6 separate regions of the Homo sapiens genome follow, and all the other regions are linked to region 3. Evidence: chromatin contacts called from ENCODE Hi-C or POLR2A ChIA-PET data. All regions are on one chromosome and are shown on one strand. The core of a region is the stretch at or near the end of the contact, and the rest is flanking DNA. Distances in the headings are between cores, read along the strand shown.

What was found. Hi-C counts contacts between places; a loop is a spot of excess contacts on that map. ChIA-PET counts read pairs that join two places held with the same protein, here RNA polymerase II (POLR2A). Pooled maps may share reads with other maps.
Region 1: a pooled map shows a loop between it and region 3 (2.0-fold over the local background). The contact joins the enhancer-like site here to the promoter of DNAJA1 in region 3. A Hi-C loop is called at or near these places in 1 of 37 single-sample maps with no recorded cell type and 3 of 50 pooled maps. POLR2A ChIA-PET finds 5 or more read pairs at or near these places in 2 of 52 experiments (CD4-positive, alpha-beta T cell and HepG2).
Region 2: a pooled map shows a loop between it and region 3 (6-fold over the local background). The contact joins the promoter of SLC25A51 here to the promoter of DNAJA1 in region 3. A Hi-C loop is called at or near these places in 5 of 50 pooled maps. POLR2A ChIA-PET finds 5 or more read pairs at or near these places in 2 of 52 experiments (GM10248 and activated T-cell).
Region 4: a pooled map shows a loop between it and region 3 (21-fold over the local background). The contact joins the promoter of ZCCHC7 here to the promoter of DNAJA1 in region 3. A Hi-C loop is called at or near these places in 4 of 50 pooled maps.
Region 5: a pooled map shows a loop between it and region 3 (14-fold over the local background). The contact joins the promoter of DCAF10 here to the promoter of DNAJA1 in region 3. A Hi-C loop is called at or near these places in 7 of 50 pooled maps.
Region 6: a map of CD8-positive, alpha-beta T cell shows a loop between it and region 3 (6-fold over the local background). The contact joins the promoter of ZBTB5 here to the promoter of DNAJA1 in region 3. A Hi-C loop is called at or near these places in 2 of 168 maps with a recorded cell type or tissue (CD8-positive, alpha-beta T cell and naive thymus-derived CD4-positive, alpha-beta T cell) and 12 of 50 pooled maps. POLR2A ChIA-PET finds 5 or more read pairs at or near these places in 2 of 52 experiments (activated CD4-positive, alpha-beta T cell and activated T-cell).

Annotation. Positions count from the first base shown.
Region 1 is chr9:36,469,498-36,472,863 of GRCh38, reverse strand. It overlaps a transcript of RNF38 not described here. Among named protein-coding and RNA genes, the nearest start is that of RNF38, 71 kb to the right of the region's middle. Within about 2 kb of position 1,748, at least 30 of the 41 ENCODE cell types and tissues checked have a DNase peak (open chromatin) inside an H3K27ac peak, as active enhancers do; they include CD4-positive, alpha-beta T cell, where a contact is called at or near this core.
Region 2 is chr9:37,902,103-37,905,991 of GRCh38, reverse strand. SLC25A51 (solute carrier family 25 member 51) reads left to right here and starts at 1,865. Exons shown (of 3, transcript NM_033412.4): 1 at 1,865-1,924. It also overlaps the pseudogene PAICSP1. RefSeq lists a silencer at 1,665-2,424.
Region 3 is chr9:33,023,086-33,026,522 of GRCh38, reverse strand. It overlaps DNAJA1 (DnaJ heat shock protein family (Hsp40) member A1), which reads right to left and starts at 1,250. Exons shown (of 9, transcript NM_001539.4): 1 at 1,140-1,250; 2 at 1-48. The coding sequence starts at 38. It also overlaps a transcript of APTX not described here. RefSeq lists enhancers at 600-669, 626-1,220, 1,198-1,492, 1,815-2,410 and silencers at 770-909, 1,190-1,339.
Region 4 is chr9:37,118,965-37,122,347 of GRCh38, reverse strand. It overlaps ZCCHC7 (zinc finger CCHC-type containing 7), which reads right to left and starts at 1,774. Exons shown (of 9, transcript NM_032226.3): 1 at 1,725-1,774. LOC105376034 (a long non-coding RNA gene) reads left to right here and starts at 1,948. Exons shown (of 3, transcript NR_188580.1): 1 at 1,948-2,552. RefSeq lists an enhancer at 2,033-2,112.
Region 5 is chr9:37,799,168-37,802,676 of GRCh38, reverse strand. It overlaps DCAF10 (DDB1 and CUL4 associated factor 10), which reads right to left and starts at 1,880. Exons shown (of 7, transcript NM_024345.5): 1 at 1,272-1,880. The coding sequence starts at 1,810. It overlaps LOC105376037 (a long non-coding RNA gene), which reads left to right and starts at 1,786. Exons shown (of 3, transcript XR_929599.3): 1 at 1,786-2,010. RefSeq lists enhancers at 749-798, 1,750-2,351 and silencers at 1,109-1,168, 1,389-1,908.
Region 6 is chr9:37,463,418-37,467,322 of GRCh38, reverse strand. It overlaps ZBTB5 (zinc finger and BTB domain containing 5), which reads left to right and starts at 1,873. Exons shown (of 2, transcript NM_014872.3): 1 at 1,873-2,108. RefSeq lists enhancers at 208-893, 894-1,579, 1,580-2,265, 2,266-2,951 and a silencer at 1,946-2,045.

The sequences.
Region 1 (3,366 bases), core at 499-2,998, 3.4 Mb before region 3:
AGAGTGCTGGGATTACAGATATGAGCCACCGTACCCAGCCCTGGATTCTCTATAAATCAGGCATATTTAAGTTACTTCTTAGAAAAGATCCCATGCTCTGTGATTCTCAACATTAGATCTTAACTGAGTGCTTGTTTGGGCACTTAAACAGATGAAGAAAAACTTCTTGGCTGGGCTTGGTAGTTCAGTATCTCATCTGTATTGTGGGCTTAATAGGTATTGGTGGGCCATCCTGGGAACGTACCATTTAGAAAATGATCTATGGCAAAATGGGCTTCTAAGGTCAAAGCCAGATTATATGAACTTTTGGAATAAGGCCTGTTTTTTCTTTGAGTGCTGCTAACTGCTGGCCAGGGATGTCCAATCTTTTGTCTTCTCTGGGCCATGTTGAAAGAATTGTCTTGGACCACACATGAAATACACTTGAAGAAATTTATGAATTTGTGTTGGGCTGCATTGAAAGCCATCCTGGGCTATGGGTTAGAGAAGCTTGGTTTATGGATACCTAGGAAGGAAAAATGAATTCTCTGCCTTTCATAATTACTAAACTGTGGAATTCATAGGAGGAAGACATTGATTCTATACAGGCAGGATAAAAGCTGATTAATCCAGATAATTGAAGAGTTTCTACACACTCACTGTTCTTAGTTTTTAAAATAACCTTAGGTTTAGACCATATCTAGAGATTGATATGTTTGGTGGCTCTTAAGACATTGTTGACTGTCTTTGCTAATGGCAGGAATGTAAGTCAAGAACTCTTGTAATCGAATTATCTAATATTTTTATTAAAACTGCATATATAGTTGAAAACAAATTGTTATTTTAAAATTGTTTTTTTAAAATTGATATTTTAAAGCTTCAAGTAAAAGCTACCATTATTTGCTAAAAAAAAGAAACATTCCTCTTCCCCAAACAAATCCAAGAAGCAAAGCAAGAAGTGAAAAGATTTGACTTTTTAAAGTGAATTTGTAAATTGGATGCGGTGGCTCACCTGTAATCCCAGCTACTTGGGAGGCTGAGGTGGGAGGATGACTTGAGGCCAGATGTTTGAGACCATCCCAGGCAACATAGCAAGACTCCATTTCTAAAAAGAAGTAAAGTAAATTTATGTGCAACTCATAAATTCTGTGTTGAGATAAAAACTGAAGTTACAATTTGACTCTGGAATGTTTAGTTAGTACTATACATCTTTTGAGTCTAATTGACAGGGTGAGTTTTGTTTTGTTATTTTGAGATAAGAGTCACTATTTTGCCCAGGCTGGCCTGGAACTCCTGGGCTCAGGCGATCACTTCAGTCTCTGGAGTAGCTGGGATTACCGCTTCAGAAGTGATTTTGACAAGTTATTCTGGAACTGTGTTGGAGAAGTTTAAAAAAGGTTGGGGTGGGAGTCGAAATCAAACTAGTTTTACCATACCAGGATCTTTTTGTAGCACATTTGAGATGTAAACATGTTTCCTTTTGAAATTTGGTAGAATAGTTATATTATTTTTCCCAATGCTATGTGATTAAAAACACAAGGCTCAAATTTATTTTTAAGGCTTGATTAAAACCTCTTGTTTCTATGGAAGAAAAGTTATTAAATTGAAAGGGGGCTTTAGAAATTTTAATTCCAAGATTGCTTTAAGAAGAGAGAGGCAAGTCAAATTGGATATGGGCCTCACAGAATTGACCTTGCTACTTCCTGGGTCTGGGAAACTGAGGGGGCTATGTTGCATTGGGGCGGGGCGGAAGCCTGGTAGGAGCTAGAAGTGAAACTGGAAGTGCCTTAAAAAAGCACATCGTTGTGTTAGGCTGAGTCAAGCTGGAATGAGCAGTGAGACAGTACAATTCTTAGGCATAAATATGTACGTAGTTCACCTGTAGATTTGCTGGAAGAGCCGACATGTTTGCAGTACCACAGACCAGAGAAGTCTCAGTGGAGGAAAATGAGAGAGAAGCAAAGGGAGAGATGGAGTTAGGGGCCTTCGGGTTCAGATTTTGAAATAAAATCTATGAGTCTTTGAGGGAGGCAGCAGGAAGTTAAAGGTGGAATACTGGAAATAGTTTTCCTTCCTCCATGCTGTATGGAGATGGGGGCTGCTGCATGGAAGTGGGGGCTAGATGTTGGTGAAGGTGTCCTTGTTCGAGCAGAGAAGGTAAGGTATATCCCCTTGGTTGGTTTGTTTTAAGGTGACAGATTCCTGCTACAATATTAGCAATACAAACAAAGGTTAGACAATCTTGTTAATTTTATTATGCCTGGGGTTAAAATTGAAATTCCCTTATTTTAAAAGAAAAATAGCTTATAACATAACAGTGACATCTAAGCGGAATAAATTTCCATGGCAGTTTAATGGTAGTTGTGTGCTTTCTGTCACACACACAACATACTCTTGTCTAACTAGGGCATGCAGTGCTGTTTTTCCCACAGGATTGGTAAGTGATAGATTCATATTCAAAGAGAGAAAAACCACTGCTCTTTCAGTGGGCCTCCCCTACTTCCCATTCCCAGAAACCACTCAGACACTGTGTGGATGGGTGCGAAGCATTATGGATTGGGGCTTATGGTTTGTGGCCCTGAGGTAGACCAGGGGGATCTTGTTAAAATGCCGATTTCTGGCAAGGCATCAGGTGATGGTGAAGAAAGTTTTGAGTACCAGGAGGTAGAGTAGTGGTTCTTAGACTTTAAAAGCTGGACACCCCCACCAGTGCTTTTGATTCACCTCACTGGGTGGGGCCTGCAGATTTCATTTTAAACAGGTTCCTAGGTGATGCTAATGCACATGAAGGGCAGGGTGTGTTCTGAGAGCCACTGTGGTGGAGTAGAAACAACCGAGGAGAATCAAGCCCATCCATCTCATCCTGGCTTCTTGAGCATTATTTCCTTTTTCTTTGTTTTTGTTTTGAGACAGGGTTTCACTCTGTCACTCAGGCTAGAGTGCAGTGGCATGATCCTGGCTCACTGCAGTCTCGATCTCCCCAGGCTCCAGTGACCCTCCCTCCACAGCCTCCCAAGTAGCTGGGACTACAGGTGGGTGCCACTACTCCCGGCTAATTTTTTGTATTTTGTAGTAGAGACGGGTTTTCGCCATGTTGGCCAGGCTGGTCTCAAACTCCTGGGCTCAAGTGATCCACCTGCCTTGGCCTCCCAAAGTGCTGAGATTACAGGTGTGAGCCACCGCACCAGGCTTTGAACATTATATATATTTTTTATTTTTTATTGAGATGGAGTTTTGCTCTTGTTGCCCAGGCTGGAGTGCAATGGCGCCATCTTGGCTCACCACAACCTCCACCTCCCGGGTTCAAGCAATTCTCCTGCCTCAGCCTCCCGAGTAGCTGGGATTGCAGGCATATGCCACCACGCCTGGCTAATTTTTTGTATTTTT
Region 2 (3,889 bases), core at 616-3,115, 4.9 Mb before region 3:
GACAGAAATGAAGGGCTAACTTTAAGATGGATCTGGTATCCAAAAATAGAGGGTTTTCATCCCCAACATTCATATGCCCAAGAAGAGCCAATGAAGGGCCTGGGGGTTTCTGACAAGGAACTAAGAGCTGGAGGGGCAGAGGACTGTGCTGTGGCCTGCAGCAGCATAAAAGAAGCAGACTGGGCTCAGCTCCAGACCTCAGTTTTCCCGTTAGCCTGGGATTTTCTGAGTCTGGTGTGCCCCAATTGTGTGTTTAATTTCAGTCTTTTCCTTCTTGTTCAGGTTTTACCGCAGGAGAATAACCTCTCCATTCTAATCTGAAATTAATTATTTATGCTTATGAACACGCTGGATGCCTGCCTGGTTTATTTATTTTTCAAATAATGCATCTGAATAGGCATTCACACAAGACAGGGCAAACATAATTTTGAGGCAAAGGCCCTTTCCAACTGTTGCCCGATTAACTGTTCTAAGCCATTGTGTAGCCTTGTCCTTATCCTGCGGAGTCCAAAATTTATCCCTCGCGTACTAATTAGATGGCAGGTGTCTGTGTCTGACAGTCAAGATTCGCATTATCCAGCCCCACCACCTGACCCTTACAATCTTATCTCCTGCTGCTATGACTTTCTCCACTGGGCCAAATTCCACTCATCCATCCTCCAAGGCCCAGTTCAAACGTCTGCTCTGTGAAGCCATCTCTGGTTCTCCCTCGAGGGGGGAGGTCCCCTCATGCTTCTGAATTTCCAGTCTTTTGTTGTTGTATCCTTCATCAGACGCTAAGCTCCCCAGGACCTGGCACGCAGTAGGTTCCTCAATGGAGCGTTTGCTGGAATGGGGGAGGGTGGTCTCCAGCTTCCCGAGAGGCACCTAAGCACGCCAGCCAAAGTGGGGCTGGGCAGAGACCAGACCCGCTTTTGGAGTCAGTGTCTACAAAGTGCTCTCGGGGGAAGGGGGCACGCGGGGAACGTCGCCCACCCGGAGCCGATCCCCCCAAGAACGCTTCACTCGGGTGGGGTTACTGCTTGGGCTCGCCCCAAGCACAGTGCGCACACTTCACACATCCGCAAGCCTCCTGAAACGCCTCTCCCCTCAGGCCGACCTTTCTGTTTCCTTCAACGCCTCCCATCTGTTGTGTGCGTTCCAGTTTCCAACTCAGAGTCAGAACCATCATTTCCAAAGACTCCTGCAACAGCCCGAGGACGCATACAAGGCATGGGTTACTTTTCAGACGGAGATTTGGGGCTCAGGGTCCAGCGACTCACCCAAGGTCACTCTCAAGAAGTATGAGGGCTATGACTTTGACCCAAGCCTTCTAACTCCCCGGGCAGCGCTCCTCCCAAGCCCCCCGCAAGCTGTCTGAGCTTCAAAGGAAAAAGTTTAAAAGTGATCCATACGTCCCAAAGCACGCACAAAGCGTTCTTCTGTAAACTGCGGCATGGGTCGCTGATAAAAGGTCCCTCTGAAGGTTTGAAGATACTCAACAAGGCTCCACAGAGGGTACTTTGGAGTTTTCCGCGAAGGCGCTCGCCCCGCAGAACCGACAAGGCCCCTAAAACCGACAATGCCCAGACGCCCCCTGCAGGCAGCGCGCTAGAGAACGCGTTGGCTGTTTCTGGCACGCTGAGGCCACCGTACGGCATCAAGGGTGAAGCATGGTGGCTAGCGGAGCCCGCATCCTGACAGGTGTGCTGGCGTGGCCCTCTACCTGCCCCGCCGCGGCGGCCTGCGGCCAGGAGAAGTAGGCTGGCGACATCTGGCGGGCCGCGGGCCGAGGGAGGGGAGGCGGGGCGGGGCGGTGTCTCCCTCACGTGACCCCAACAGCGCCCAGCGCGTCGCGCTGCGCCCCAACCTCGGGGTCGGTCACAGTCTGCGCCTGCGCGGGCCCCGGCTCGCTAGCCGTCCTGCGGGACGCCGGCGCTGATGGGTGAGTGTGGGACGAGCGTGGGGAAGCACCGGGCTTTCTTCGCATGAGGTTGGAGGGAGGGGAAACGCGCTGAAGGGCCCGCTGGGGCAGGCTGCCGCCCTGGGGGCCCATCCCTGTCTTCTGCGCGCTCCGGCTGCCCTGGCCCGGTCCCTGCGGGCCCCACCCAGGCGGCGCGGGCGGAATCAGTTCTGAGCCTCCTCGGCTCCGGGCTCCCCCGCCTGCCGCGGGTGTTTGTCCGGCTGCTGGGCGACCTTTCCCGCGAAGGCGCTGTCCCTTCATTCGGGCGCGCCCTGGGCTGGGGAGGCACCTCCCTGGTGCACAGGAACCGCAGGGGCGGGGAGGAGCCGGGAGCTGCCTGCGCCCGGGGGACAGCGGGGATGGCACCGCGCAAGGGCCTCTGCGTCCCGGGAGACTGGGATTTCGGCCTCACCTCGGGACCCCTGACTGTGAAGTGTCAGAAACGGAAGAGGACTTAGTGATCTTGTCCAACCCCCTCCCCGCCTTTCACAGGTTGGGGAAATGGACGCCTGGAGAACGGTAAGTTCAGCTACATAGCCTGGCAGTGCTTGTTCTGCGACAGCATATTGCATCGCGTTGTAGGAAGCTCACTTGTACAAGGATTTTCGGGGACGATGGTGTTGGTGGTGTTAGTCTCCATCCATTATTTGGTGTTCAGTTTAGCTAGATGGAGTATGTCAGCACCTCAACTTCCTGCAAAACCTTTGTTTTGCATCTCACAGCTCTACCTAGCTGATCTTAATTCCCACCTTCTGTTTTTCTCTACTTGTAATCTCTGAAACAGAAGCCCTTGAAATGTATAGTGACCTTGCCATTTTGAGCCGCCTCTGCCCGTGCTTTGAAAGGATTCCATAGGATCAAAAGGTGCTAGGACTCTTGAGGTCCCATAGTGGTTTAGAGCACAGGTTACCGCTTTGGAACTGGAATCACCCTTAGCGCATCTCAGGGGAAAACAAGCTAGGAGTTGACTCATCTGATCTCTCGTTTGGTAAATGAAAGCAAACTCAGATCAGTGGATTTTAAAATCAGATATTGCTTTGTCTTTATATTGGCAAGCTAGTGTCGTAACTAGGACTAGACCCAGGCTGATCTTGTTCTGAATGCTGACTCAGACCTGCTGACTAGTGGAAATTCACATCCTTTGAGAATTGGAGTCACCCTCTCCCCAGTTTTTGCAGAGACCTTTGTGCTAGGATCATATCTGTATCATGCTGATCCATGTAGGCTGTAAATTATAATAAGGTTTTAGACTTTACACTGTTTTCTTAGTCACAGAAGCTTGACACTTGTAGTTGCTTGAAAATCAAGTTCATTAACTGCTCCCTTATGATGAGATAGTTTTACGTAGCAAACAAGCGTAAAGTTATGGTAAATAAATTTTGCAATAAATTGCAAAGAATTATCCACATTAATGAATAAAAATATAAAGATCAGTTTAGCAAAGAAATTTAACCATGTTCACAGTATAGGTAAACATGCAAAAGTCTAAACTGTACTACCAAATAATGCTGTGCACATTATCCTTCTATTGCTAAATTAAGAACATATTCACACCATCCTGGTGTGTAGGATTAAACTAGAGAAAAAGCTTTAAATCTGTAAAGTCCAGGAGGGTTTCATAACATTTTTTCCCCCATCTAGGCCTATTTTTTAAATCTGAGAATCTCAATGTACAGTAATGTTCTTAAAATAGTTGGATATGGTGGTCAATAAATGGTTAACTTCTGTTAGCTGTAGTTTTCTGCTTGTTTAATAACAGTCCCCATTCTCACACAGAGTCATAAATAAACTAACCTTTATTTGCAAAATTTCAGAAAGTAATACAAGTAACATTCCAGTAAAAGTGAACATGGACAAAATTTTTATTGTTGTTCAAGTACACAAATAACTTGGCTTGTACTGTCAAGGAGCATGTGTAAACAGCTTGTAGGTGGTGACTTTAGAATT
Region 3 (3,437 bases), core at 1-2,500:
ACCCCCAAAACATCGTAGTAAGTTGTTTCTTTCACCATCTTCTACTGCCTGAAATAAGAAAATGCAACTTTAACCGGCTTTCAACTGGTAGCTTTTAATAAAAAAGAGAGCTAAGGCCGAGCAATCTCTTTGCAAAATCCGATTATAAGAACACCACCTTCCCTAAATTTCACCAAAAAGGTAACAATTCCTGCGATAATTCAGCTATAAACTCGAACAGACAAAACAAATAATCATTATCGGGAAATAATCTGAGAGCCGCCTTCTAGCAGCTGGTTCCAATTTTCCTACACCAAAGCTTCCATACTAATATAACACAACTATTATCTGGATTCTTCCCGTTTGCCCTAGAGGCGGTGACAGTTGTAACCAAAAGAAGCACTGATATGTTCAGTCTACCGGTCATTACACTATCACTGTCTTTGGCAAATCTGATAAACTCCATATACTCTCCAGAAAAAGACGTCTGGGCACACAGTGGTGGGGGGGAGTGGTTTATAGAACAGGTTACTGGCTCCACACAGCAAGCCCTCCACCGCCCACGGCTTACAGCTTCTCCAGCCGAATCCCTCTCGCCCCTCAGGCTGGCAGAGTTTACCTGCCAGGTTTCCCCTTGCACTTGGCGCTGACCGATTTCCTTCCTTTCTCCCTCCCACCCTGGACCCAAGTGGCGGTGGGGAAAGCCCAGCCCTCAACAAACAAAGGGAGGGGAAACAGAGAAAGCGAAACCAAAAGCCGCAGTCTCCGCCCGGCTCCCCCCGCAGCCCCTCGCCCCTGCCTCCCTGTGCGCGTGCGCAGGGTCGCCAACCCCACTCCCCCCCCCCACCCCGAGCGAGCACGGACGGGGAGGGGGGCCGCGGGGGCGCGCACGGAGGGGCAGCCGAAGACAGTAGCTCCTTGGAGATCCCAGGCTGGGGAAGGAGGGAGGTCTAGGAAAGGTCTCGGGCCCATTCACTGTGCGTGCCGGGGATGGGTTGCCAGGGCACCACACCAGCCCTCCAAAAGGGAAATCGTGGGCCCAGGAACTGACAGCGGTCCTACCCACGCGGCCAACTGCCTCCCGACCGCGGCTCCATCGGTTTCCCGGCGCCAATGGCGCCAGCCAGGGGACTAGGGGCAGCGCGAGGGCTCAAACTCACCGGTGCGGGCTGAGGCCGGTGTGTGAGGGAGCGGGAAGGAGCGCCGAGCTGTGCGCAGCCGGGGTAGTTACCGCTCCTCCGCCTCTCACCGAGCGTTCTGGAAAGTTCCGCCCGGCGCGCCGCAGCCGTCCTCTTTTGTAGCCGAACCCGGGCGCGTCACCCGCCGGAAGTCCCGCCCTTCTCGGCCGCTGCCACCGCCCCGCCGTTACCTGGGCAACGGCGCGGGGGCGCACGGGTCGGGAGGAGCTGCGCCGAAAGGCCTTGTGGGTGTTGGTGCTAGCGCGGCTTCCCGGCGCTCGTGGAATCTTCTGGAGCCCTTTTCTCCACTCAGCGAGCCTGAGAGTGCGGAAGTCTCCGGCTGGTGGGGCATGGCCCAGGAGCACTGCAAGTCCTAGGGTTCCCAAACCTGTGGGGTGGCCGCCTGGGCCCGCGAGGGCGGGAAGGGCTCGAGTACAGTGACCCAGCGGGAGCTGTGTGTGAACGGGAAAGCTCTTGGAACAGTCTTGCCCCCCCCCCCCCCCCTCTTACGGGCGCCTCTTCTCTTTTTGGGAACGTGGCGAGCAAAAAATGCTTGAGCCAGGTGGGTCTAGTCCCCAGACCAATAGCATAGGCCTTGGGTCTTGCTGTTTTTCACGCGTGGTCCAAGGCGGCATAATTAATCAAATTGTGAAGTTGTTAAGGCTTTTTGTGCAAGTCCAGGCCCCTAGACACATGTTATCTGCCCTGGACCTCGCTGATTCGTGCAGATTGAGCTCAGTGTGTCTGGGACTGAGCTAAACAGTGAGACGTTTGGACCGTCTTTGATGTACAGAGGGCCGTGGACTCCTCTGGTCAGGTTTTCACCCAGTTTGGCTACAGAGTAGCCGCAAGAGTGTCTGACTAAAACAATTTGTTTAATTATTTGACCTCACTTTTAAATCCTACGGGTCAGGGAACCTGGATGTACAATCTGCAACGTAAGACCTCGGACTTGAAAATGGTACCACGGGGGCTTAATGGGAATTGGGGTCCGCTTCTTTATCCAGGGACACAGCAGGTATGTCAGTATCTAGCACCAAGAAAGATGGAGTTTGCCACGCTCGGTGGCTCACGTGTGTAATCCCAGCACTTTGGGACGCCAGCGTGGGCTGATTGCGTGAGCTCAGAAGTTTGATACCAGCCCAAGCAACATGGTGAAACCCCGTCTCGATTTAAAACAAAAACAGAACTGGAGATGCAGAGTTGAAAAGCCCCAGTTAGACTTTAGTGAGAAGCCAAACAAGTCAACAGACTGCCAGAGAAACCATGAGGTAGAAGTCAGTAGGGGAGAGCCTCCTATATTAACCTGATAGATCAGAGAGAATTTCTTTGGGAAAGTGGCAATTGAGCTGAGTTTTGAAAATGGGAGGAGAGCAGTGGACAAAGCACAGGGGAAGGCTATACTAAGGTGTGGAAGAATATGATGTTTTTAGGAAATTGCAACTAATTGGATATAGCCATAGCTAAGGGAGCTAGAATAGCCGGAGGTGAGGCTTCAAAGCTAGTTAGGGCATGCCTTTGTCTGTTGGTATATATGCTACGCTAAGAATTTTGAACTTTATCCTTGGAAGCATCCTCATGCTGCCTCTTCAGCCTTTTCTCTTTCATTAATTTTAACTGTGCATTCCAGTCACAGAACTATCCGCAGTTTCCCATATACGCCTTTTCACCTTTGTATGCTTTTGCATTGGCTGACAGACACCTGATTTTTTTCAATCTTAGGTGTTGCCTTCTCAAGTATCACCTCTGGTATAAAGTTTTTTGTTTAAACCAACCGTTAATAAACGTCTAATATTACCAGGCAGTGTACTAGGGCTTTGTAATACAAAAATCACGTAAGTCAGGCCGGGCGCCGTGCCTCACACCTGTAATCCCAGCACTTTGGGAGGCCAAGGTGGCGGATCACCTGAGATCCGGAGTTCTAGACCAGCCTGGCCAACTTGGTGAAACCCTTCTCTACTAAAAATAGAAACAATTAGCCAGGTATGGTGGCACGTGCCTGTAGTCCCACCTTCTCAGGAGGCTGTGGCAGGAGAATCGCTTGAACCTGGGAGGCGGAGGTTGCAGTGAGCAGAGATGGTGCCGCTATACTCCAGCCTGGTTGACAGAGCAAGACTCTGTCGAGTCTCAGAAAAAAAAAAAAATCACATAAGTCGTGGTCCCTGCCTTCAAGGAGCTCACAACATAGGGAACCAGAAACAAACAGTTGAGTGTTAAATGCTAATAAAGGAAGAGTAGGGGGTGCATGGTGGCTCAAGCCTGTAATCCCAGCACTTTGGG
Region 4 (3,383 bases), core at 525-3,024, 4.1 Mb before region 3:
TTAACAAATATAAAACAGCTATAGAATAACTGCAAAGGCTATTACCATTCAAAAGAGGGAGCAGTATTCATTGACTGAATTGTTTTAAACTAGACAACTTAAGGCTTATTTAAGCTTTCAGCATTTACTTAACACAGTCTTTAATCAATCCTTCTGCTCTCACAGTCTACCTACTGGTCATTCTGACCTTTTGCTCTTATTTACTTCCAAATATCTTTAGCCTCCCTAGATGTTCCTTCTTGATGACACACGCATCCATCTCCGGCCGATTTAAATCAAATCCACAGCCTCATTTTCAGTCCAATTTTCATTGGAATGTGATGAATACACTTTACTTTCAAAGTAAAATTTTTCTTACTCTTAGTAAGCTGCCCTGACAGGACAGTTGAAACACAATTGTCTAAAGGGTTAAAATGTCTGTCCATTTTTCAAATGCGATGGCCACTCTGAATCAAATCTGATTGGGATGGAGAATCCAAATGTGTAAAACAAAAGTCACAAAAGACAAACAGAGCACAGTATTTCAGTGGGGGAAAAAAAATAAGCTAAATTTAGTCACTTAAGTCCCAGCTCTTCTTGGGATATATATATGATTTTTACGAGAACTAATCCTATCCGGAAACATTTCCTTCACCTTTCCCTTAGCCCTTTTCCTTCGGTCATGCAGTCTCTTACCGTGCTAATTATCATATTAATATAATCCTCACTTGCGATCCTTCCTGACTTTATTCCCCATGCTCAGATTCTCCTGAAAGCATAACGCTTTCCTAAGTATACACACAATCCATTTAAAAGTCTTTGTATGCGACAGCCTAACTATTCAAACACGAAGTCATTTCTCTAACGGTCCTAGAAAAAATTTTAAAAAGAAAAAGAAAACCACAAAGTCAAGAGCTTCTGAGGGGACCTGAAAAGTCATCAAATTGAACGCTCTCGTTTTATAGTTGGAGAAAGGAGCTCAGAGAAACTTATTCACTGAGCTAAAAAGGCCCTACTAATGCAGCCCGTAATTCAACTGTGCAATCTGAAATAATCTTAAATTCAGCTTCAATAAGAGCTTTCTGGAATCGCCAGCGAATCCGTGGGGGAGCCACGGCTAGAACCCAGGCCTCCTGATTCCCAGCCACAGCTTTTCCACCGAACCAGCAGCTCTTCCCAAAAGTTGAAGGCAACTGTCCGCTCACAGGATGGGAGGGATAAAGGGCGCCTTAGTAAACACAGTCCAAGTCTACTCGTTTTACATGAGGAAAGGGTCACAGCTCCCGAAATTTTGGATTCTACTGCTGCAGCTGCTGCTTCTGACAGCAGAGGCGGGAGGTGGCCCAGGACTACTCGGTCCTCAAAGACTGGACTCTCTCTCGGCGCGCCGGGACCTCCGCGCTTCACTGACTGGCTTCCCTAGAAGACTGGGGGCCTTGCGGGGAAATAAAAAGGGCAGACACGCCACCCTCACCGAGGCCCTAGACGCCCAGCCGCTCTAGAATCACGGCATTAGCCCTTGGAAAGCCAGGGAGACGCGGACCCCCTAGACCCGCAGCCCGGCCGCGTGGGGCGGCGCGCAGGTGACGGACCAGGAGCTGCGCCCTGCCACGAGTGAGGGGCGGACGGGAGACGTCGAGGCCGGCGAGGGGGCACGCGCTAGTTCCACAGCCCGGCGGGCAAGAAGGAGGGTAGGCAGGGGTCCCGAGCCGCGGGCGGCGGGGGTCCGTCACACACATACTCACTGCCGCAGCTGCGAACAGGAAGCACCAACCGGGAACCAAAACGCGTAGAGGGACGGGGAGGGGCGAGGACAAATGAGGTAAGGAGGCCGCGTCCGCGCAGACCCGGGAGGGAAGGCACTTCCGGGGACAACACAGCTCTAGTCACCGCCTTTCCGTCCCCGCCCACCTGCCGCGCCTGATGTGCGCATGCGTAGTGGGTGCGAACCGTTCTCTGCCCCGCCCATAATTATTAGGTTTGCCTTCCTTGCTTTCCCCCTTCCCCTTCCCAACTTCTCTTGAAGCTACCTAGGCTGCATCTATTATTTGAATGACTCGTACGAAGGAGATGCTATTTACCGGGCAAAAGCCGGGGAGTTCGTGCCCTCTACCCCCGCGAGGAAAACTACAACCCCCATGAGGACACGGGCGAGGTTGAGGCCGGGCTCCGCCTCCTTCTCCCTGGCGCTCGGTGGACGCCTTCTCAGTGCCACGTGGCGCGGGAGCCTAGCTGATCGCGTGCATGACGAGGGCCAGCGTGGCTGGCTGCTTGGCCCGCAGACCTGGGCAGCGGGAAACGCGTACTTGAGAGCGCATGGCTTCAAGCTTCTCCCTTGCGCTCATGATCTTAGGCTGGTCGCTTTTTCTTTTAGGCGGAACACAGTTCACACTGGGCGCCTCCAACTCTCTGGAATTCTAGGCAACAGATTAACACTTTGTGAATCTCGAAGAGCTGCACTCCTGCTAAATATTGGAGTTAATGCTGATCCTTTGGAAGTCTCTGAAGGTTGCAAGATTGTGCTGGGAGCCTCTGGCTTCATTTGCCCTTCTCACACCTTATTTTAATACAAGGTAAACCCATCTGTAGAACTTTAGAAATAACTGTCGACCTAAAGGAAAAACTGAGGCAAAGTTAATATAAGTGGAGAATTTATTTGGGCCAAGTTTGATGAGGGCAACCTGGGATCATCAATTCAAGTTGCCCTTAATATGTGATCCGATAAGCAGCAGTTTCAACTGAGTTCTTTGTCTTGTGAAGCTCCAGGCTTAAAGGTATCGATCCTCCCACCTCTGTCTCCCAAAGCACTGGGATCACAGGCATGAGCCATTACACTTCTTGTAGCAGCTACGAGTGAATTTTTTTCTTTCTTTATGGTTTTTTTTTTTTTTTTTTTTTTTTTTTTCCTGAGACGGAGTTTCGCAGTTGTTGCCCAGGCTGGAGTGCAATGGCGCGGTCTCGGCTCACTGCAACCTCCGCCTCCCAGATTCAAGCCATCCTCCTGCCTCAGCCTCCGAAGTAGCTGGGATTACAGGCGCCTGCCACCACGCCCAGCTAATTTTTGTATTTTTAGTAGAGTCGGGGTTTCACCATGTTGGCCAGGCTGGTCTCGAACTCCTGGCCTCGACCTGCCAAAGTGCTGGGATTAGAGGCGTGAGCCACCGCGCCCGGCCACGAGTGAATTTTTAAAGGAAAAAAGAAGAGGCTTTTGCTAAACTACATACCAAGAATTGACACTAAAATAACATAAGCTATCCATTGGCTACACATTGTTCTTTCTATCACAAATTTTAGGAACACGAAGATAAAGGGTGATGCAGGTACTGGGAAGAAAAGAACAAAATGCCTTTAAACAATTGCCACACACCCCTACCCCCCACCCCCACCCCCACCACCACCTACAT
Region 5 (3,509 bases), core at 631-3,130, 4.8 Mb before region 3:
CGCTTCCATCATTGAAATGGAATAGAGTCTACTTGCTCACAGTAACTCCTGTTTCTATTCCTTTGCTCCTTCCTTAGCAACTTCAGGTCTTTCTTCAGTAAAATTTTTTGCTTTGTAAACCTATTTTTTTTCACCTCCTGTAACATGATATGCTGCCCTTCTACGACCTTTGACATACCAATCATCTCCATCTGAAATACTTCTATCCCTTTCCCAACCCTATCTTGACTAATTTATTTCGTACTCATTTTTATTTTCATTTAGGTGCCACTTCCTCAGGGAATCCGTGAACACAGTGTCCATAACAGATTCCTTCAAGACTTTATCTCAATTAACAAATATATTTTATGCATTATTTAGTAAGGCTATCTACTATCTAGTTGAACCATTAAGTCCCAGGCTCAATGAAAACAGTGCCATTAGCTGGTTTTGCTCAGCATGGTTACTCCTGCATTTGGAACATAGCAAGTGCTCAACAAATATACGCCGAATGAGAGAATGAATGAATGAACAACTGAGTAAACAACTAGCAACCGAGAGGCTTGGTGGGGTAAGAATTACATTAACTATGTCACCTCATGGTGGAACTGTGCACATTTTTTCTTTTGATGGCGGACTTGTGTACTGACAAGACAAAGTTTTAAATAGATACGATTTTGGAAAGTTCCCTTTAAAGCAAAGCCATACAATAAATATTTAATCAGCCAAGAAAAAGGCTGTAGTCTAGCCTGGGGACTTCACAAATGACCCAAATCATGAGAGCCACGTCTCTACAGTGTCTTAGTACTGTATCTTCCTTGAGCAAAGGAACGCACTTGCCCCATCATGGCAAGTTCAGGTACAGAGTGCAAGGAATCTACAGCTTTCCTACCCCGACACAGGTTTAGGTAGGAAAACGCGAGCCTAGGATGATGGGGAGAAAGCGGGCATTTATTCAAAATGTATTTACTGAGCACCTACTGTGTACCAGAAAGCCCTAGTTGTGGGCTGGCTCTGACAGGTCCGCTGTGTAGCTTCGGGCATTTCTCCTTCACAGAGCCCAAGTCCTGAAGGCGAGCAAGTGGGGCCCCGCCTGCCTGCCTCAAAAAGCTGGGCTGGGGATTCCAAGGGCGAGAATGCGCTTCAGAAAGTGCCAGGAGGCACGAAGGCCAGCGGCCCCAAACGGCCTCGCTAACCTCGGCCCGGGCGCGGGGAGCGAGCCCAGGACGGCCGTCCGCTGGCAGCAGAGCCGGGCGGAGGCGGGCGCCCGCCCTCCGAGGGGCCGCGCTTACCCGTCGGGCGAGTACTCGAGGTTGAAGACGGCGCCGTGGGTGCGGGTGCTGAGGTACACCGAGTCCGCGGGGTGGATGGAACCGTAGAGGCTAGTCATGGTGCGAAAATTGTCCCGCGCCGGGTCCACGAACAGCCCGCGGCCCAGGCTGCGCTCTTTCAGCCACCCGAACAGCCTAGCGCCAGGGCCGCCCAGGCCCGCGCCGAGGCCGTGTCGGCCCCGGCTCTTGGCCCTGCAGTCTGGCCCGGGCCGCCGGCACGGAGGGGAGGGAGGTGACGGCTCTCCCGGGGCGGAGGCAGTTGAGGACTCCGGAGCTCCAGGCAGCCCTAGCTCTCCGGAGCGCGGGGCCGGGGACAGCGATGGGGCGCCGGGGCGGCGAGGGCTTCGGGCGGGTGGAGGGGGATGGGTCGCATCAGCCCCGGGATGTAGTGGCGAGGGCGGCCCGGTGGCTGCTGCCTGCCCCTCGTGGGGCGTCGGCTCCTCAGCCCCGGCTCCGGCCGATCCGTCCCCTCCAGGGCTATGGGGCCCAAAGGGAAACATGATCAACGCCCCCGCCCCCCGCTCCGGGCCACTGCCCCGCCGGCCGACACCTCAGTGCCCCTGTTCAGCTGCCACTTCCGGCGTGCAGCGGCCTAACCCCACCGGCTGGAAACCCGCGCCGCCCCTCGGCCACCGTCCGCCGGGGACCGGGAAAGCTGAGACACCGCCGGGTTTGGGGCGCCGCAGTCCCGGGAACGGAGGTAGGGAGCGAGTAGTTACCTGTGTGAGCGACTGAGCATCTGGGCACCTGATCTGGGTGGCAGAGTCGGTCTGTAGTTGTCAGTGACCGGTGGCCGCGTGCCTGGGGATGAGTGGCCTGACCAGTCAGTCCTGTGAGGCTGAGTATGTACTGGTGTCTCCACTTTACACTGGGATCAGCGAGGGATTAAGAATTAGTGCATTACGTGCAGGCCACACACAATAGGTGACATGCCACTCTTTTTTTTTTTTTTTTTTTCCGAGATGGAGTCTCGCGCTGTCGCCCAGGCTGGAGTGCAGTGGCGCGATCTCGGCTCACTGCAACCTCCGTCTCCCGGGTTCAAGCAATTCTCTGCCCCAGCCTCCCGAGCAGCTGGGATTACAGGCGCCCACCACCACGCCCGGCTAATTTTTTGTATTTTTTAGTAGAGATAGGGTTTCACCATCTTGGCCTGGCTGGTCTTGAACCTCGTGATCCACCCGCCTCGGCCTCCCGAAGTGCTGGGATTACAGGCATGAGCCACCGCGCCTGGCCAGCATGCCCAACTCTTAAAGGCACAACAAGTTCAGGGTGACCACAGGCAGCTTCTTCCAAAACCTATTTGTCACAAGGCAAAGGAGAGACTGAGAGGAAACAGGTTTGGATGTGCTACCCAAGGAATGGCTGAGATAGCCAGTCTGTGTATCTGGGCTTAAATGAAAGATGGCAAATAGGTGATAGTTACTTTTCTGGGTCAACTTGACTGGGCTAACAGATGCCCAGATAGCCTGGAAAACCATTATTTCTGTGTGTGCCTGTGAGGGTGTTTCCAGGACAGATTAGCATTTGAATCAATAGAAGATCTGCCCTCACCATTGTGGACAGGCATCATCCTATTCATTAAAGACTGAAAAGGAACAAAAAGGCAGAAGGGTGATTTAACTTTCTCTTAAGTTGGTACATCCATCTCCTGCCCTTAGACATCAAAACTCGGTTCTGCGGGCTTTGGACTTGGGGACTCATCGTCAGTTTTCAGGCCTTCAGTCTTGGACCGGGAGTTATACCATTAGCTCCTCTGATTCTCACACCTTCAGACTCAGACTGAATTACACCACCAGATTTCCTGGTTCTCCAGCTTGCAGACTGCAGATCATGGGACTCCTCTACAATGATATGAACCAATTCCCATATTAAATGTTCTCTTATATCTATATCTCCTATTGGTTCTACTTCTCTGGAGACCCCCTGGATGGGTCCAATCTACTGTAGCAGCCTACTTGCCTGGCATTCACACTCTTCATGTGTATGCCAGCACGTATATTCTACTGAACCCATCCTAGAAGTCCTAGGCTGTCGAATTTTGTAGCTGTTACTTAGCTTTCCTTGCCTACTAGCCGGGGTAGGACAACTATTTGAGTAACCAGGCTATAGATTAGCCACTGGTCCATGAGGCTGCCAGACCAAAAGTCTTTGCCCATACAGACTCATGCTCTTGGGAATTTGAATTGGGAAATCAGAAGT
Region 6 (3,905 bases), core at 624-3,123, 4.4 Mb before region 3:
GGGTGTCCACTTCCACACACTCCTAAATTCTGAATATACAATTTTTAAAACTTTTGCCAGCCTGTAAATCTGAGGCAATCTAGGTCATGGCATTTACCGTTGAGAGACAGATACGCAAAAGAATCTCTCCTATTGCCTGGCTTACTGTCATCATTCCATATTTTCCTTATTTTACCGATCAATCTGTCAGTAAAATATGTGTGATGGCTATAGTGTCAGCGAATCTTAAGGAAAAGAATTAAACATCAGACTCCACCGAGCCCTTAAAGAAATCCACGCAAACAGGTTGCTTTTTGAAATCAACACTTCCGACCAGTAACTGAAGGGATGGAATCTGCTGTAGGGGTATTCGGTGTGTTCCATTCTTAAAGCGGGGAGTTCCTTTTTTTTCCCCCCAGACGAAATCTCACTCTGTTGCCTAGGCTGGAGTGCAGCGGCACGATCTCAGCTCACTGCAACCTCCGCCTCCCGGGTTCAAGCGATTCTCCTGCCTCAGCCTCCCGAGTAGTTGCCTGGGATTACGGGCGCCCACCACCACGCCCGGCTAATTTTTGTACTTTTAGTAGAGACAGGGTTTCACCATGTTGGCCAGGCTGGTCTCGAACTCCTGATCTCGGGCGATCTGCCCGCCTCAGCCTTCCCAATTGCTGCGATTATAGGCGTGAGCCATCGCGCCCGGCTGGGAGTTCCATTTTTCTGGGAGCTCCTCCAAGACCCTTACCCCCACCCCCAGAAGAACCCAGCTGAGTTCGCGGGCCTGCCTTTGTCTCCAGAGCCACGCAGCGCTCCCAGACACGCTGCGCCGGAGAAGGCAGCTTTCTTCTGCCGTCCTCACCCTAGGAAAGGGGGTTTCTTCCCTGGCCCCAGTGTCCGATGCTCAGGGATCGGGTTCTCCCTCCGAGGGTGCACCTGGAAACCCGAGCGTCGCCCCGGGGCTCGCTTTTTTCAGACCGCGTCCCATACAAGTCCGCGACCCTTCCACGTTTGGGACAGGAGTGGGAGAGCTTAGCGCTTCCTATTTTTTTGTGGGGGGAGTGCAGGTGATTATAAATCTGGGCATGCAGACTACAGGCTTATTTGACCTGCAGCCGAGTGCGGGGCCAAGCGCCGGGCTCCTGGGGCGCCACCGTTTCCAGACGCGCAGCCACCCGGACTGGACGAGGGGCGGGGTCCGACCTAACTGCCATCCGATGGACAGCGTTTTTTATTCGCGGTTTTCACCCTGGACTTTGGCTTAGTTAAACCTAAAGAGCTTTTTGGAATCTTATCTTTCCCAACGTCTATGAAGTGGGAACTCAATCTCCAGCCCTCTACGTGTGTGTGTGTGTGTGTGTTCAGCGAAGGGAATTCACCCCGGAGAAGAGCCCTGGGTCACTAAAGCGCCGGGCACCACGAGGGTGGAAAAATCCTTCAGAACCAGCCAATGGCGGTACGGCCTGCCCTGAGGGCCCGCCTCTCCGGCGCCCTCAGACATCACGCAGTCGTTGTTGTGATTGGCGGATTTAGGCGGAAAGCCCGCTAGCCTAAACCACAGAGGGTTTTGATTGGTTGCAGCGAACAGCCGCATTTCTATAGTCCAAACCTGGAGCAGTTTAGTGATAAATCCCGCCCTAAAAGGCATTTGATAACCGTTTTACATGTTGTAAGGCAAAGGGTGATTGGTCAGAGAGCTCACGGATTCAGTCGGTAGTAAACACAACCAGACTTCAGGGACCGTGGATTGGTCAGTTTTTCCGGGGGCTAAGTAAATTCCTCCAGGTTCCGCGCGCCGGCTGGCTGCACTCCTACCCCGGCCCCGCCCTTCCCATTGCTGATTGGTTGCAGCCCAACTGGGAGAGGCGGAATGGGGCGGAGTAGGCGCTCTTGCATTACGTCACTTCCGCTTATCCTCGGGCGCCGCCGCCGTGTTCTCAGAGTGCTGCGGCGAACTGGCTGGAGGAGCTAGGGGACTAGAGGCGGGGTGGGAGGGGGGCGGGTGGAAGGGGGAGGAAGTCCCGTAACGGAGACGCTGGTCAGGACGTTCCCACCTCCTCTGACACTGCCGAGTCCGATCGGAGAGGGGTCACCGCCTCCTTCAGCGAGGAGGAGGGGGGCGGAGCCCGACTCAGGTGAGGAGACCCCGTCAGCGAGTATCGTGATGGCGGGCGCGCTCACGTGGGGAAGGTTGAGCACCAGGGGCGCGCCAAGGCGTCGGGGAGCGCGCAGACGTGTACTGGTGCCCCCGGACTACTCTGGCTGTCTTTCGGAGGGGAGCATTGTTACCGTTGGAGCCAAGGGGCCAGGCGGGTTCTTCTGCGCAGGCGTCCCCGGTGTCCCGACGCCAGGCTGTCTGCGGGGTGGGGCGGGGGCTGGTACTCCTGTGGATCCCCGGCTGGCGACGTAGGTTCCCGAATGGGGTGGGAAAGGCCTCAGGACCAGCGGCCTGGCGGGATGAAGAGAGGATCTGCTGCCCTGCGGGATGTGGTCGGACGGCTCCCTTGCCCCCATCCTGGGTCTTGAGCGACGAGGTTTCATTTCACCAGAGCAAGGCCATAGGCAGACTGCCATCGGGAGCCAGCGGCCGACCCTGGAGGGGTGGAGCCAGTGTTTCGGAATGCCCCAACTTGTTATGAGAGGACTGAAGTGTTTAATAGGCATTTATTGAATGCCCACTACTCCCAGGCTTCGTGCGAGGAGCTGTGGGGGATGCGGTGGTAAGACACTGCCGTCCCATCTTCTCCTGTTTGGAGGACAGATTTGTATGTAAATAATAAAAGGCAGTGAATTAAGGGGTGTTGAAGGTTAGTTTTTTCCTTTCATAATGGTCATTTTTTTTTAAGTCAGTCAGCATTCTGGCATAGTGAAGGATATTGTGGAAACTAATTTTCTGAACAGAAGGCAAATCCTAAATAATTTGGAGGAAAAATTTTAGGTGAAAGCACAGTAAAGTTGATTACTAAGTAGTATCTTCTGACTCTAGTTAACTTGAATTAATAGAAGGAACTCTTCACCTTCAAAAATTGAAGCAAAAATATTCCAAAACATGTTCTCATATTTTTCACTTGTATTAAGTAGAGGACATTACGGGCTTTTCTTTAGAGGTTGAAGAGAATGCTGTGCCTTAGTCATTAAGTCATTGGTAATTTGTTGTCCTAGTATGGGCTGTTGTGCTTAGATGTAAAAGGCTGGGCAGAACTTGCTTTTCATTTGCCTAAACTCTTGTGATTTCTGTGGGGACGGTGGTTGGCAGTAAGCTAATAGTTCAGAGGGAAAAGTCCAGATGGGAAGAAGACAAGGAATTTTAGAGAAAAGCCCCTAAGCCAAAGGAAACCGTTCACTCTTCCTTTTAACCCTTATGGAAATCTCATCAAATTTGGGAAGATTGACCTGGCCACCACAGCCAGCTTGGTGACCTTACAGGTAAGACTACTTGGGTGGGGACCTGTTTTGGGCCCTTGGGTTTTGCTGAATAAACAGACTCTTTTTTTGAAGAGTCCTGAAGTCAACTCGTTTACTAGAGATTTGCCCCTTTTCCCTAAAAGTTGTGTCAAAACATAACTTTTAGTTAGCTGAGGATGCTGGCAAGCTGGATTTTGGTTAATTGATATGTCTCTAGCAGAATTCTGAAAATGGTAAGATTTGGAGGAAAGGCATCTTACAGACTTAGGAGCGAACGCTCTCAAAAGAGACTCACAAGACTGTCCCCAAAGTGGAAGTAATAAAAAATCACTGGGATATCAAATAGTACTTAAAGAACTCAGCATGAATTATATCGAATTGGAGACTTTAAAATATCTTGTGTTCAGTGAAATTGACAAAACCTGGTGTAGTGCTGACAGAGAATCTTGAATCTGGCTCACATTCGTTTTGGAAATGGAAAAAAGAACCCAAGGTATTGATTCTATGTTAGCTTTCAACTTTTTTTT